Regions from separate parts of the Homo sapiens genome. Here region 1 is linked to region 2. A link is an interaction called in ENCODE POLR2A ChIA-PET data of the cell type or tissue named here. Cell type or tissue: OCI-LY7. All regions are shown on one strand. Each heading gives the region's core, and the rest is flanking DNA. Links, peaks and the distances in the headings are about the cores only.

Region 1 (8,335 bases), core at 201-8,200, 210 kb before region 2:
CCTACAGCCCTTGCAGTTGCTTTCACTCTGCCAAAGGTGAAGGCAACAGGCAACACAGGCATGTGTAGAGCCAGGGGGATAAGTCTGAATCAGAACCAAACATTCTCTGCTCCTCAGACCCATCTCTCTGGGCCCTGCAGAGCAATCGCTTCTCTGCTCAAAACTACCACCTTGGTTTTTAGGTGGGCACCTTCCCCAGAGGCCTCACACTCCGCTCCACACCTGGGTGTTTTCAGAACCTAGAGACTGGAATTCTCAACCTCAACTTAATGTCTCTACTCCTTCAGGGCGTTTCCCTATTGATGAAAGAATTATTAGGGAGCAAGAACCAAGAAAACCAAATGCGGAGGCCCAAAATCAAAGTATCCATGCAGTCATTCATCTGTATCCCTTTGAATAAGCTAGCAACATTCGTTCTTACTCTCTTTAATAAAAAGAGCATATTAAAATAAAATAAAATAAAATAATTCTTAAAAACAGCATATTACTCAGCTGTCTCGCTGGCTTCTTGGAAGGAGTAGCAAATATGCTTTATATACTCCAATCTCATTGTCATCAGTATATAGGGTTTGGAAATCAATAATTAAATACATAATTTAATAAAAACATACTTCCAGATTTCAGCCAGCCTATCAGTGAAACTTCCATTGAATTGTCTTCTATTTCTTTTCCTTCTTCCCCAGGTCCTTCATCCAGGAAAATTTCCAGAGCTTTCCTTCAAATACTTTTCTGTATGTCCATGTATGTTTCAAGATTTCTTTCAGGGCTCCCCAGAAAGCCCTCACCCCTCAACAGCACTCCCTCCTCATTTTTTAAATAAGATGAACAAAGGCAGCAAGCCCTTTGACCCTCATCATTATACAAATTGTAGTGTACCTCTGACATGGAGAAGCTGGAGAGAAGACAGGGCAGGTTAGAGAGTATGCTCTGTGCTTTGTGGTTAGAGACAAAGGGATGAAAAGTGTGAGAGGCCATTGGTATAAACTTTTGGCAGCAACAGGAAGTAGAAGAGTTTTTAAAATCTTGTGCATCAAAAATAAGACATTGCACTGAAAACGTAAGTCTTATGTTCCTATTGGTTCATATGCACTCTAGTTCATGCTTTTGTATATTATTGGCTGAGAACTGAAGCAAAATATAAATGCTTACTCATAAAGATGACATTTAAACATTCACACCTCTTGCATGGCTTTCTAAAAGGCCTAGATAACATTCTCATATATGTATCCATGAAAACGAAATATTGCCTTTGGGTTAAGTCAGAGCTTCTCAAAGTGTTCGCCTTTGTTCTCTTTACTGGAGGAAAGAGTGAATGCAGAAAGGAATGTAGAATCACACTCTTAAGTGTGATTTGTGGTTCCTCTGAAGCCTTATGTTTTATCTAGGAAAAAAATACATATGCATTTTGTGACATAACATATCTAAGTTTATTTTATTATAAAATTATATTAAAATTCTTAAAATATTCTATGCTCATATTCTAGGAATATTGGAAGAATAGTGTACAACATGTAAATATAAATAGGTAACCCTAGTAAAACCATGTCACATGTGGTTCAGTCCCAGAGCCATATCACATTTAAAGAACTACAGCTTAAAATTGCACACCAAAAAACCATTAAGAAGGTGTTCTGTTCTTTAACTATTTCTCCTGAAGGATATTAAAAGGGACCTTGGCCGGGTGCGGTAGCTCACGCCTGTAATCTCAGCACTTTGGGAGGCTGAGGAGGGTGGATCGCTTGAGGTCAGGAGTTTGAGACTAGCCTGGTAAACATGGTGAAACCCCATCTCTACTGAAAATACAAAAATTAGCCAGGCTTGGTAGCATATGCCTGTAACCCCAGCTACTTGGGAGGCTGAGGCAGGAGAATCGCTTGAACCCGGGAGGCAGAGGTTGCAGTGAGACAAAGTCGCACCGCTGCACTTCGGCCTGGGTGACAGAGTAAGACTCTGTCTCAAAATAATAATAATAATAAAAAATAAATAAAAGGGACCTAATTTATATCTCCACTAAGTAATAATTCTCATATTCACTTTTCTTTCCTCCACATATCACCTGCTCTAAAGCATCATTTACCACCACAAAATACTCCTTCTCTATGCATATTTCATACAGTTTTTACTCTCTTTCCCACTAAACTCCTTCTTTCTCATTTGTGTATTATGTGGATATACTTAACCTTTCCAGCAAAGAACTTTTCATCATCATCTCTCCTTTCTTCCAGGCTCTGATTCTAGAACAGGCAAAGATTAAAATGACAGAAAATTGGACCAACAATGATCAGCATTCTCATTGGTGGGAAGAGGGAGAGGGATATCTGTAAACATCCCCATGTTAATAATTTGTATTTTTATCCTATCACATATGGATATAAAAATAGAAATATTTTGTTCCATATTCTGTATTGATCGCAGGCCAGTGTGTGGATTTGTTCACAGATAACTGAATGTTTGCAGAATAATAAGATATTGTACCTACAAACTAACAATTATTACTTTCCTTATTTATAACTGTGTCCCATGAGTGTGTTAATAGTGATAAGATATATTCTAATCCCAAACTGCTTTTTAAAATAAGTGTTATATTTCAAGAACAGGCTTTTGGAGTCCATGCAAATTTTAAATGCCTATTCTATTCTTCTGATGGCACATTTTGTGAGAAATCAGGAACTAACTGAGATAAATGTTTATTTGGATACACAGTCATTGTGTGTGTCCATGCACCTCTATGACAAATGCTGGTTGGCCTCCCATTGTGTCACTTGAAGAAACTTGAGATCTTTATGCTGAACAAGTGAAACTTTCAAAATGGATCTGATGAAAACCAAACATGGGATTTTGTTTCATAATCTTTTTAGTTAAGTGTTAACCAGGAACAGAGTGTATCTTATTATGCAAGCAGATGGAACAATATCATCACTGTTATTTTTTCAAACAAGTTCAAACATTAATTACTGTGTGTACCATTTCATTGGTGTCATATTATACAAAGTATTTGTTACTAGATTACAACAACCATATTAGACTCTTGAATTATTAGCCTTTGTTTGAGAGATGTGTATATTGGGTACCTGCTATACAAATGGCTCTAAGGTAGGTGCTGACAGGGAGGGGGCATCATGGATAGGTGTTGGGCAAGAAACTAACCCTCAAAAGATCCTAAAAATCTATGAAGCTGATGAAACATTCCCACAGATAATTATACAACTGAGTGGTAATTGTTAAGAGCCTTCAGAGAAGTTTAGAAAAAGTATTGAGAAAATTTTAAGAGAGGGATGACTTAGAGATGGAAGGATCAAAGAAAGCTTATGGAAGAGGAGGCAGTTGACCTTGGCGTTAATCAATGGGCCATATTTGGATATGTAGAAACTCAAAACAAAGACATTTCAGGAGAAGGGAATCTTAACAAAAGCAGAAGATATTTACGTCTGGGATGGTGTTATTTGGTTGTGCTAAATGGAAAAGGAGCACTAGAACATATGGTTGAAAAGATAGTTTGGATCTTCTTAACACAGGGAACTTATTCAGAAAGAGGTAGGGACTCAAGACAATGACAAGCAGATGGGCTAGATCTCTAGAAGTTTGGAGGAGCAACAGAAGGCTATCTAGGCAGAGGGACAGCAGGCACACAGATGAGCAGCCGTGGGAGGAAGTTGAGTGTCCTGGGAATAGTGAGAAGTCGTTATGGCCACAATGTGTAAAGAATGAGAGAGCCCACAAGACAAGGCTAGAAAGGAAGTTTGCAGACACATCCTGAAGGGAACTATATGCCATGCTGGGGAGTTTGGTGTTTATTTTCTAAAGACACAAGGAACCAACAGAGGGTTTATGACTCAAGTAACTGTGGGCAGGATGGAGCACAGGCTGGCAGGGGTCGGCAAAATTTTTGTATAAATGGCCAGATTTTAACTATTTTAGACTTTGTGGACCATATAGTCTTTGTCACACATTAATTGTTTTCTTTCTCTTTTCTCTTTCCTTCCCCCATCTTTTCCTCCCTCTCTTTCTTCTTCTCCTTCCTCTTCTTTTTTCTTCCTTCTCCTTCCCCTTCTCTTCTTCTTCTTCTTCCTCTTCTTTTTTTTTTTTTTTTTTTTTTTTAAAGAAACAACCCTTTACAAGTGTAAAACCACTCTTAGCTCCTCTGGCCATACAGAAACAGGCTCAGGCTGTCTTTGGCCCTCTGGCCACAGTTTGCAGTCTTCTAGACTAGAGCAAGAAGACAGAAGTGTTAGGTAAAATAAAAAGCAAGGCTGTTGTGCAGAGAGCAGAGGAGGGCCTGGACTAAGGCCTTGGTGACAGAAATGGTGGTGAGGAGATGGATGAGATATATCTGAAGTAGAATGATTTACTGTCAGTGAGTGTTTGGCTGTAAGAAAGTAGGAAGAAAAGAACAAGTCAGGTGTGATTCTCAGGCCTGTGGCTTGAGAGACTAGGTAGCAGTGCTGCTGTTATTTGGCATGGAGACTGTGGAATAGTTTTGATAGAAGAAGCTGGAGTCAGTTTGGAAGCTGCTGAGTTTGATGGGTTCGTGGCACATCCAGATAAAGGGCACCTGGAGCCTGGTGGCTCTATGGGCCTGATGCACAGTTTCTTCCCATCCAGGAAGACTGTGAAGAAACCAGTTTGGAAGTATGAGGTGTCACAAGAGTCTATAGGACAGGAAAGAGCTGTCCTTAGCAACCCCAGACTGGCAGCAAGAGTTGGGATGAATTAGAAAGGATACAAGACTGAGAGACAGGGGCAAGGGGAGGGGGAGACCAGGTAGGAAGCTCTTCCAACAATCTAGGGAAGAGGAAGTGAATGTCTTACATTGACCAGTAGCAATGGAACAAAAAGAAGACAACAGATGGGAAAGGTATTAATGGAACAAAAAGAAGACAACAGATGGGAAAGGTATTGTGGGCAGCAGGACTTGGCACTCTGTGCATGGAAGATGAAAGAGGCCTTCTGCGATCATTGTCTTCAAATTCCAGTGTCCTATGTGATGTTACTTCTGTCTTGTTCTTTTCTTAGTTCTTATTTTAGGTACCTAGTTTAGTGACTGAAGTACTCACAGGGCACATAATATGAATGCTCCCATGCTTTTTCAATTGTTGAAAATATTCTGTTGTATAGTACAGTGGAGGATAGCCATGACCCACCTATGAAAACCTTTGTGGAAATGTAGAGAAAACGAAAACACTTGATGAAAGAGGTTTTTTCATTTATTTAAAATTTTGGACCTGGAACACATTTTAACCAAGGGTTTGTAAATTGTCTGTCAGCCTGGGAAGCCCTCAGTCAAGGTAGTTTGCATGTTGCCAGCCTCCATGAAATTCTTCACACTAAGATCTAAAGTCTCTTGTGCCCTTATTTTAGCAGATCTTCCTTAAATGTGTGAGTGCCATTGAGATATAGCAACCGTGCATCTGTCTTCCAAGTGCATTAAACTGCTGTGTTACAATACAGATATAACCATCTTTATTCACAGTGCGCACCTCACTCTAACACTCAAGATGCTTGGCAGTTAGAATAGAAAGGGCACAAAACCTTTTTTTTTGTCTGTTTGGCAATTAACCATTCACTGGCTTTTTTTGTTGTAACATGCACTTCCTTTCTCTTGTTTTCATTCAAGCTGTGTACGCCATGGAAATTAATGTGGAGAAAGACAAACAAACAGGAGAGACCAAGATTCTCTCTACATCTACCATTGGCCCAGAGGGGGTCCATCAGAAAGGAGTCAAAGTCTATGATGATGGTACCAAAGTAGTGTATGAGGTGCGCTCAGGAGGCACCGTAGTAGAAAATGGAGTGCACAAATTAAGCACAAAGGATGTAGAAGAGCTTATTCAGAAGGCTGGACAATCAAGCTTAGGAGGAGGGCACGTGTCTGAAAGGACTGTGATTGCAGATGGGAGCCTCAGCCATCCCAAGGAACACATGCTCTGCAAAGAAGCTAAGTTAGAAATGGTACATAAGTCTAGGAAAGACCATTCTTCCGGGAACCCAGGGCAGCAGGCCCAAGCCCCCAGCGCTGCAGGGCCGGAGGCAAACTTGGATCAGCCCGTCACCATGATTTTTATGGGCTACCAAAATATCGAGGATGAAGAGGAGACGAAAAAGGTGCTAGGCTATGATGAAACCATCAAGGCTGAATTGGTCCTCATTGATGAAGATGATGAGAAGTCATTGAGGGAGAAGACAGTGACGGACGTGTCCACTATTGACGGGAACGCGGCTGAGCTTGTGTCCGGGAGGCCGGTCTCAGACACCACAGAGCCCTCATCCCCAGAAGGGAAGGAAGAGAGCCTAGCTACAGAGCCAGCCCCAGGTACCCAAAAGAAAAAGCGCTGTCAATGCTGTGTTGTCATGTGACCACTTCTTTCTTCTCCTTTCTTCTGGGCAGCCTGTACTCTCCACCACTCACGTAGACCTCACTGTACCACTAACTGCAATACTGTGAACTGGAAGCAAACACCTGCCTTGCCTTGCAGTTGAATTGCTTTGATCTCTCTCATTTTTTTTCCTTTTCCTCACCTGAGAGACAACGTGCATGTGTGTGCTTCATTCTCTCCAAGAACTTGCTTTTCCTCTAAACCTTTCCTTGTGTCTTCAAGAGTGAATCACTTCCTTCCTGCTCGATTGGAATGGACTCTTCGTATCAGCCAGTGATATGGTAGCCTTAACTCACTTGACTGGAATTGAACCCATTGGCACTGGGGGTTTCATTTTGTAGTGTGTTCCTGTAACGTAGTCACACACTGCCATGTCTCTGGTTTCTCACTTGCCTCCTTTGCTGTGGATCTTTGTTTTTATATCTTGTGTGGCAAAATGCTGTTGGCTCTAGCCGGTTGCTAGTGTAGCCAAAAGTGGACCTTACTTAGTCTGTCCGATCTAGGGTGATGCTTTTTGCTGCCTTACATAAGCTTCCAGATTACAGTATTGTGCATTCATGGCTTTCTTTCTGTTAAAACTGAAATGAAGTCAATGTAGAAGAACCCAGAGCTTGTCACAGCTGAAATGTAGGGACTGATTCCATAACCTGCCCATCAGCGGTTGTCTCTCTTTCTATGGTTTAACCGATGAACCCTTTATATAAGAAGCACCATTTTAAAATTTCTAAGGACATGAAACAAACATTGTTTGAAGCATCAGTAGCAATTGATCTCCAAACTTAGGCAAATTCACAAGCCTTGTTTCTATTCTCTTAAAAAAATGTAAATTTTTATATTGTTTCTTTTTTCTGGATATTTTCTGGTCATGTTAATCTATTTTCAATGAGGAGATCATCTTGAGAAGTATCTTTGCAGTGACCATATTTCTAAAACAGTCTGTCCAACCTACAATGGTTGCCATGATGCTCCCACTTCATCATGGATGGTGCTGTAATGCATTAACTGTTCATCTCCTCCCCAGTTGATTACAAAGCCTTGCATCCATACTCTTTTCTTTCTGGCCCCATGAGAAAGAGAATGTTTTAGGTAACTTCAACTTGTAGGTTTATCTGCCCTTCAAAAAAAAAAACTTTAAAAAACTTTTAAAAATTAAGAAAGACCTATCTTCTCAATGTTAAGCACTTAATTTCATAACAAATATTAAGTGGCACATAGCTGAGCTTCTTAGGGCATTGTTTTGTTTTTAGCTTCTGGAGATTCCAGAAGAGCAAAGAATATTTTTTATCTAGAACACAATGAACAGTTTTTGAAATACCTTCTCAGCACTCCCCCAAAGCAAAAAGCCACATATGTAGTAAAACCAAAGGGAAACAATTTAATAAAATAACAATAGTATAGTAATGAAATAAAGATATAACATGATTACTGGTTTTAATAAGAGTTATCTTAACTTTAAGTTATTTGCCCATTTATAGCATTGTTATGAATTATTCATAAAATTATGTCCCACAGTATATAGTTTTGAAAAAACATATGATATACTACATCCAGTCTAACTTCTGTGGAAAGTAGATCAGAAAAAATAAGATAGTCTTGAGAGAATTTTATTATAGAAGCTGTCTAATTTGACCTATTTTGCTTGCTCAGTGCTAAATCTATTGCTTTTTTTTAATCTCCTGGCTTGAAATTATATTTACTTCAATAGGAAAGGTAAAAACATCAGTTTTTACTTTTCAAAGTTAATTTTCTGAAATAATTGCATTTTAATGAGCACAAAATGGGTCATTTTATTTTTATTATACTCATCTTGTTTACACCTATACATAAACAGAAAACGTTAAAGAAGAGAAAAATAAAGGAGCTAAGTTCTGCTGTTGAAGATTATTTCATCCAAGGCTTGGTTTTGAATAACTGAGGGAAATATCTCTAAATCTCAAGTTCATCAAAGCAGCTGCAATGGA
Region 2 (8,335 bases), core at 182-8,181:
TTTTCTCACTGAATCCTCCCAACAGCCCTCTAAGATACAAATTACCTCAACTCTTGAGGCCGGATATATTTCTAGATTCAGACTTTTTCTGATTTTAGAGAATTTATAAAGTATATACTATTATTTAGAAAAGTAATACAATGAACATACTATTATTTAACACAACTGGCAGGTTCTGGGTCAACACCCTGTGATCAAATTAAATTTCTACTCTAAAACTTGAGAAGAAGAATTAGTTACATTAAGTGGGTAAAGACTAGGAGACCTTCATGTCAGCTCATGTCAGGTTTTGCTGCCAAATAAGTTATGAAAAATCTTTCTTTTCAGAGTTTTTTGGATTTGGGAATTATATATGAAGAGTTGTGGACCTGTAATAATATTCTTTTTCAAAGAATTACTACTAGAGCCCAGAGAGATTAAGTTGCCCAAGGTCACTCAGCTTGAAAATGGGAGAGCCTGGTTTCAAACTCAGGCTCTCATTTGTCTCCAAAATCCATCTTCTTTCCCCTACCTTCTCCTTCCCATTTGTTGAGCCTGCTCTATGAGGTATACAGTAATAGCTTCTCTCTCCAACCTGTAGCTCAGGTTCCCTCTACCCTTTCCCAATCTTATGCCCAACCCCTGCATTTTCCTGGGTCCTTCTTGATCCTCCTTTTAGGAGCCACTGTGGCTCTGCAATCCTTCTTTTGCGGTGGCCTGGGTGTATAAATTTGACTCTCAGGGGCCATGAAACAGTGCTTCCCTAGTGACCCAGGATGATTCCTTTCTGCTTTCAGAACTCAATTCCAATGCCCCAAATTACAGTAGGCAAAAGCACTCGGGCTGTCCAAAGATCTGAGCGGATAGCCAAGGGACTAACTTAGTCCACATCAGCCATCTAGCCTAGCTGCTCTTGTGAGTTCTTTTTGAAAGTTATTTCCCAGGAAGAAGCTCTGCCATTTACTCCAGAAACAGGTTCATTCCTTGAAAACTTCGAAAGAACTGGGTACTCAAGCAAGGAAGAAATTTTTAAATTTGAGGATGAGCAGGGATAAGTGTTCATTATTCTGTTAACTAAACATGAACATTTTTGGTGTACTAGGGTCAAAGTCAACTAAGTTAGTTGACTGGTGATCATTGAGCACCATGACTACGTACTGTTCTCCTTGCCTTTTAAAAATTGATCTTTCTGCCTTGGCCCAGACTTCCCTGTGTTCTCTTTATCTAAATCCAGCAAGTATGTTTTCTTGAAAAATGCATGCCATTTGGAAAGGAATTGGTAAGAAAAGACTATGTTGAAGCTATGTTTGGCAAGGGGTGAAGGTGTGCAATGAAATCAGGACTTTTCAAAGTATAGAATTCCACATTCTCTTTAGATATTACCCTTAAAGGCTTGGAAAAGACAACTGCCATGGTTAAACCTGCCTGTCAGCCTCACTCTTCTTTTTTTTTTTTTTTTTTTTTTTTTGAGATGGAGTCTCGTTCTGTCGCCCAGTCTGGAGTGCAGTGGCGCTATCTCGGCTCACTGCAAGCTCTGCCTCCCAGGTTCACGCCATTCTCCTGCCTCAGCCTCCCGAGTAGCTGGGACTACAGGTGCCCACCACCGCGTCCAGCTAATTTTTTGTATTTTTAGTAGAGATGGGGTTTCACCGTGTTAGCCAGGATGGTCTCAATCTCCTGACCTTGTTATCCACCTGCCTCGGCCTCCCAAAGTGCTGGGATTTGGGATTACAGGCGTGAGCCACCGCGTGCAGCCCAGCCTCACTCTTGAGATCCTATGGGCCCAGAAGTCTTTATTCTGTGACAAGCCTGCAGTTACAGCTTCTGGGCAGCAGAACTTTGGAAAAAGCAGAACGTTCCCCACCAGCTGAATTCCCTGGTACAAGCAGGTTCTGCTGTTCCTGCTGATTGTGCTGGGTCTTCAGATAGATCCGTGTGTCTGGGTTGGCTCCTGCTGGTGCTGGGCCACCATGTGATGTCCTCATTGCCTACTTCTGCATGGCCTCTCCATGCTGCAAGTTAGTTAGGGGAGCATCTTATGAGGAATCAGACTCAGCCATGCACAAAAACAGATGCATAGTTTTCAGGTGACAGAGAGGAGGTGAATCAAAGAACCTAATTCTTGCAAGTTCCTTGGTAAGAAATAGGAACTAATCAAAACCAGGCTTGGGAGCAGGATGTCCTCTGTGACTGCTGGGGTTCAGGGCAGAATATGACTGTGTCTTTTACCAGCCATAGTTACTTGCTGTGTACTTCCCTAAGGAGACTGGCATTTCAGATCTATTTGATCTTTGTGTGCTACATACTTATGGGGTGGAAGGCTAGGAGGTGAGGTGGGGCAGGGAGAGAGTGTATGGGGCAGACAATTAGAGCACCAAAGAATATATGTGTAGTTCTTGTAACGAGATTTTCTTTCTCATGGCCTTGAAGGTAAACTTAAAAGGGTTCCCAAAATGTGTGTGTATCTAACTCACAAGTATTACCAGTCTCTCTTTTATTTCCCATTACTCAAGTATAAATCTATGTGCGAGGTGGCTCATGCCTGTAATCCCAGCACTTTGGGAGGCTGAGGTCAGCAGATCACTTGAGGTCAGGAGTTCGAGACCAGCCTGGTCAACACAGTGAAACCCCATGTCTACCAAAAATATAAAAATGAGCCAGGCGTGGTGTCACATGCCTGTAATCCCAGCTACTCGGGAGGCTGAGGCAGGAGAATCGCCTGAACCTGGGAGGCGGAGGTTGTAGTGAGCTACAATCCCTACTGCACTCCAACCTGGGCAACAAAGCAAGACTCTGTCTCAAAAAAAAAAAAAAAAAAATTATGTGTGATGGTCAGGGAGAATATATGCTAAAATATGACAGTCACTTCTCTGGATTCATATCTCAAGCTTCATTCCTGACTACCACTTGCTAGCTTTGTGACCAACTTACTTCACCTCTGTAAACCTCAGTAAAATAGGAATAAAGTTATACCAACCTCATAAAAATGTTGAGACAGGGCCTGGTACATAAAAAGCTCCCAGTAAGAGTTATTATTGTTGTTGTCATTACAACATTACAACATTACAGTTGCTCTTTTGTTTTAAGAAAAAGCTTAGAGGCTGATCGCTTGAGACCAGAAGTTCAAGACCAACCTGGGCAATATAGTGAGACCCTGTTTCTACGGGGGGAAAAAATAGCTGAATTTAGTGGTGTGTACCTTTAGTCCTAGCTACTCAGGAGGCGAGGTGGGAGGATTGCTTGAGCTTGAGTTCAACGCTGCTGTGAGCTATGGTCATGCCGCTGAACTCCAGTCTGAGTGACAAAGCAAGACCCTGTCTCTAAAAAGAAAGAAAAGGCCAGAAAGCCTTAGTAGAATTATTTGTGAGTTGCTCTTTTGCAGCAGTTGTGAGCCTGAAATAAATAACCGAACACACATGATAAAATTGCTTTCTATTCCTAGCTGGGATTTTTTTCAGTTACTTCCTTAGAATTAACATTTCTCTTAGAAACTTGAGGTCAGGAATAATGAGTTTTCAGTAGTCCACTATGATTCGAAAAACTAAAGAGTAAAAAGTCCATCATTAAATGTACTGAGTGAATAAAATTACATGTATTACCATAAAAATGTTTTCCTTCTGGGGGGAGGTAATCTTCACACAGCCAAGCCCACCATGCTAGTAGAAATGTATTTGAAGAGAGGATCTTGGTGGAGAATTACTATTCACCATAATTTTCATTCTTACTGTTTTAATTAACTTTTTTCCTTTTTGGCCTTAAACTCTGCTTGCCCTGTAAGAGCAGAGTTCTTTCTTTCCTTCTAGAGTTTTCATCATCTTCCAGTTGTGTTCATAGGTATAAACCCAATATCAGCAACTCATCCAACAACTTGACTTACCTTTAAGCAATAATATTTGACAGTTTCTCAGACTTGTTTGCCAAGCAGTGGTATTTCTCATTTCTGAGCTAAGTTTATAATCTGAAGATTCATATCATCACATTCTCCCACCCCTGGGGCCTTCAAAGGAGGAGATGAAAGAAGAAGGGACCAGCTCTTGGTGTGCGGGTCACAGCTGGAACCGCACAAGTCCGTGCACTCTGGGGCTGACAAGCAGGATGTTCCCTTGTACTGAGAGGAAACGAAATTGAAAATGCAAGTCTGAGCTCATTTCTTTCTGGTGACTTGTGGGTCGCTTCAGATGTTTGCAACCTTATCCCAATGCTGTGTGAAGAAAGGAGGTCATTGAAGGAGGCCCTGGCTTAGGCATGTCCTCTGGTGAGTGATTTTGTTCGGTTCAGTTTGGTTTTTAAATACGAGTGGGTGAAGGCTTTTTCTTTTATTTTGAGAAATGTGGAAACAAAGGCTCTTTGATTTAAGACCTCAGACTTCATGCATAGAGAGAGTAATAATCACCCAAATCATAATATCTGACCAAAATTTTCAGGACTTTTGGAATCCCCATTCCTGGCTTTTTAAAAGTTAGACCTGAAATCCAGAAGGAAGATTTGGACAGTCAGGGATGACAATAGCTGTATTCTGAGTGCATGCAGCCTTTTCTCGGGTTCTTTGGGTGGGAGGAATTGCAGATTCTTTTCTCTGCCTCCTGTCAGCACGGCTCGCCACAGATGCCCAAGGGAAATCCATCCGGCCTGGAAAATCCAGAAGCACAGCCAAGGCATGGCTTGCTTTCTCTGGACCACAGAGTGGTATAACTATTTATGATAAATAAACAGGAAACACCAATTTATGCTTTCCCACTCATGATGGGACTAAACTAGCTAGTTTGGAGTGAAACTCTTTGGGCTTCCTTGCTGCTTAGTCTACCTTGCAATGCTACAGTCTTGTGAGCACCACCATTGCAGAGATGAACAGTTTTTTTCCTTCTGAGCTCCTCTGGGTATGCACCGCCTGGGATGATGGAAGGGCTTGTGGATCTGCCTAGTCCATAAAAGTTAAAGCAAGCAGGTTTACCTGCTTTTCTCAGCGTGGGCTAATAATATTTACAAGAAAACTTTTCTGGTTTGTTTTATATTTTAAAATTAATTTGTGCTGATTGTAGAAAAAAATGTAAAAAGAATCAAAAGTGATTCATAATCCTACTCCCCCAGGAATAACCACCTTTCTAGATTTTCTCCATGCCCATAGGTTCATGGAAGCCAATATTGGGTTGATACTTGCATTCGTTTCTATTGCTGCTATGACAAATTACCACAAATATAGTAGCTTAAAAAATATGCATTTAGCCAGGCACAGTGGCTCATGCCTGTAATGCCAGCACTTTGGGAAGCTGAGGCTAGAGAATCTCTTGAGCCCAGGAGTTCAAGCCCTGGGCAACATAGTGAGACCTTGTCTCTAATAATAATAATTTTTAAAAATACACATGCATTATCTTACAGCTTTAGAAGGCAGAAGTCTGAAATTCATCTGCTATGGATGACTATCTGACCAAAATAATTTTCAGAACTTTTGGAATCCCCATTCTTGGCTTTTTAAAAGTTAGACCTGAAATCCAAAAGGAGGATTGAGACCAGCCTGGTCTCAATTGAGACCCCTGTCCCGCAAATTCGTATACTGAAGTCTTAACCCTCAGTGTGGTGGTGTTTGGAGGTGGGCCCTTTGGGATATAATTAGGTTTACATGAAGTCACAGAGTGGAGCCCTCATGACAGGATCAATGCCCTTGTAAGAAGAGATATCAGACAGCTTCTCTCCCCACCATGTGTGGACACAGCAAGAGGGCAGCTGTCTGCAATCCAGGGAGAGAGCCTTCAGCAGAAACCGACCATTCTGGCACCTCGATCTTGGACTTCCAGACTCTAAAGTTGTGAGAAAATAAGTGCGTGTTGTTCAAACCATCCAGTCTATGGTATTTTATGGCAGCTCAAACAAACCTAAGACTGGGCTAAAATCAAGGTGTCAGTGGGTAGTGTTCCTTCTAGTGGCTCTGGGGAAGAGTTCACTTTCTTCCCTCTTTCGTTCTGTATGCTGCCTACATTCCTTGGCTCATGGCCCCTTCCTCCATCTTCAAGGCCAGCAGTGCAGCATCTTCAGATCTCTCTCTCTCTCTCGCTGACCCTCCTAGTTCCCTCCTACAATTACATCAGACCCAACTGGATATTTCAGGATAGCTTTCCCATCTCAAGTACCTAAACTTAATCACAACTGCAAAGTTCTTTTTACCTCTAAAGCAACGTATTACAGGTTTTGGGGATTAGGACTTGGACATTGTTGGTGAGGCCATTGTTCTGCCCACCACAGGAGGCAACATATAGTGTTCATCTTATGCTGATTGAGTGTCTGCCATGTGCTATGCACTTTTGCTTTCTTTCACACAGTTAAGAAGTGGTGAACTAGGATTTGAACCCAGGCAGTCTGGCTCTCCCGCCTGCACTCTTGAACTCCTGCAATATATCTACTTCTGCAGTCTGCTTTTTCTCTTAATATAGTTTGAATATTTTCTCATGACCTTAACCATTCCTCTAAGTTTGAGAGTCTAAAACATCATTTATAATGGCTAACTAATACTTCATTGCCTAAATGAGCCATAGCTAACTTAACCATTCTTCAATAGGAAGATATCTTGGTGTAGTTAAAAAAAACACAGTGCTGAACGTTCTTGTACATGAGCTGTGTGCCCATACTTACTTATTAAATGAACTTGGGCCAGAAAAGTTCCCTGGAAGCTGGTTAACTACTGTACATTAGACAACAGTATTTCCTAAACTGTTTTTCTTCTTTTTTCCCCTTCTGTATTCATTTACTTACTTTAAAATTTTTTTCCCCTTCTGTATTCATTTACTTACTTTTAAAATGAGGTCTCACTATGTTAACCAGGCTGGTCTCAAACTCCTGAGCTCAAGTGATCCTCTGACCTCAGCCTCCTGAAGTGCTGGGATTACAGGCATGAGCCTCTGCACCTGGCTTTTTTTCTTGAGGCACTTAATAGATTCTATGAAGTGAGGTTTTCTGGTTAACTAAACTTAAGAAATGCTGCACTCCCATTCCTGAATTAGAGCTTCACAATCATATTAGCACTAAAACCAGAAGTCCTCTGGTAAACAAATCCCTCTCTCCCTCCTTGTTTTCTTTAACCCAGAGTTTCCCAAGCTTAATTTGACCAAAGATTTTTTTCTTTGAGGCATCAAGTAACTATCCTACAAAGCTAAGGTCACAGGACACAATGTTAGAAACACATCTTTGGAGTCAACCAAGTGAAGCCACTTACCCTCAAACTCCTTCAAAGGCTTAAGTCTAAAATTACTCCAGATGGAATAGTTTGAATATGATCACGTTTATGAAATAAACTTAAACGTTTCCTATCCTCCACTCGGAATTTCAGTCTAACATTGTTGTAGTGGTTCCTTACGTTCCTTATAGAGGTCACATTATACCTGTTCCCTGCTCTGTAAATGTCAGGGCTGGCCATCAGCCAAGACCAATACGGACCTGCCCTGAGGTCTACATGGCACTGTGTGTTCATGTTGTTGTTTAAGGATAGTGACCGATGTCCTTCAAGAGAGCCGTTCTGGCCGGGCACAGTGGCTCATGCCTGTAATCCCAGCACTTTGGGTGGCTGAGACAGACTGATCACTTGAGGTCAGGAGTTCGAGACCAGCCTGGCCAACATGGTAAAACCCTGTCTCTAGTAAAAATACAAAAATTAGCCAGGCATAGTGGTGGGTGCCTGTAATCCCAGCTACTCAGGAGGCTGAGGCAGGAGAATCGCTTGAACCTGGGAGGCAGAGGTTGCAATGAACCCAGATCACTGCACTCCAGCCTGGGCAACAGAGCAAGACTCCATTTCAAAAAAATGAAAGAAAAAAAAGTGTTCTATAGAGTGTTCAGTGCAGGTGAGGAACTGGATGGCAGGATGTTCTCATTGAAAATGGGGCAGATTTCAGGCATCACAAGCTATTGAATCATTACAGGTGAATAAACCAATAGCAGAGCAAAGTTTGAGGGAGTAAGCAAAGCTGGACCTGGGGTTACTGGGGAAGTTCTGGGTGAGATGCACACTGGATCAGTGAAAAAGAAGCACCAAAGATAACCATCATGGTTTGGGGAGTCTAATGGGGCATGTCCTCTTGGCCAAGGGACTTCAAGGGGCCTTATGGGGTCATGAAAAAGAATGTGATTGAGCTCCCAGGCCTGTGGCACAGACTATTTGCATCACATTCATTTAATGATCTTCAAGACCCAAACAGTGGTGCTGTCTGCAGTGTCCACTATTGGGGGAAGAGCATCCGGAGTGCTGTCACCGTCCTAATGGAGAGGACCTCTGGCTGCAAACTCTGGACCTCTGAGGAAGTTGTCAGGTGTGGAACAGGTTTCTCTCCAGCCTTTTGGCAGCCTGTGTGATTCCTAAGATGGCACCCAG

Evidence for each region. ChIA-PET counts read pairs that join two places held together with the same protein. Peaks named below come from ENCODE experiments on the same cell type or tissue, not always from the same donor. Only the 100,000 strongest peaks of a DNase experiment are listed, where the experiment ranks them.
Region 1: POLR2A ChIA-PET joins it to region 2 with 11 read pairs; 3 of 35 experiments call an interaction of 5 or more read pairs at or near these places.

What each region holds. Positions count from the first base shown.
Region 1 is chr9:109,937,072-109,945,406 of GRCh38, forward strand. The region is part of intron 6 of PALM2AKAP2 (PALM2 and AKAP2 fusion); the gene reads left to right. Among named protein-coding and RNA genes, the nearest start is that of PALM2AKAP2, 160 kb to the left of the region's middle. In OCI-LY7, for the core only: no CTCF peak of the experiment used is centred there; no DNase peak of the experiment used is centred there.
Region 2 is chr9:110,144,470-110,152,804 of GRCh38, forward strand. The region is part of intron 8 of PALM2AKAP2 (PALM2 and AKAP2 fusion); the gene reads left to right. LOC124902244 (a long non-coding RNA gene) reads left to right here and starts at 5,264. Exons shown (of 2, transcript XR_007061727.1): 1 at 5,264-8,335. RefSeq lists an enhancer at 3,963-4,212. In OCI-LY7, for the core only: no CTCF peak of the experiment used is centred there; DNase peaks (open chromatin) are centred at 2,092, 4,082, 4,792, 6,882 and 3 weaker places; H3K4me3 peaks cover 7,190 bases; H3K27ac peaks cover 8,000 bases.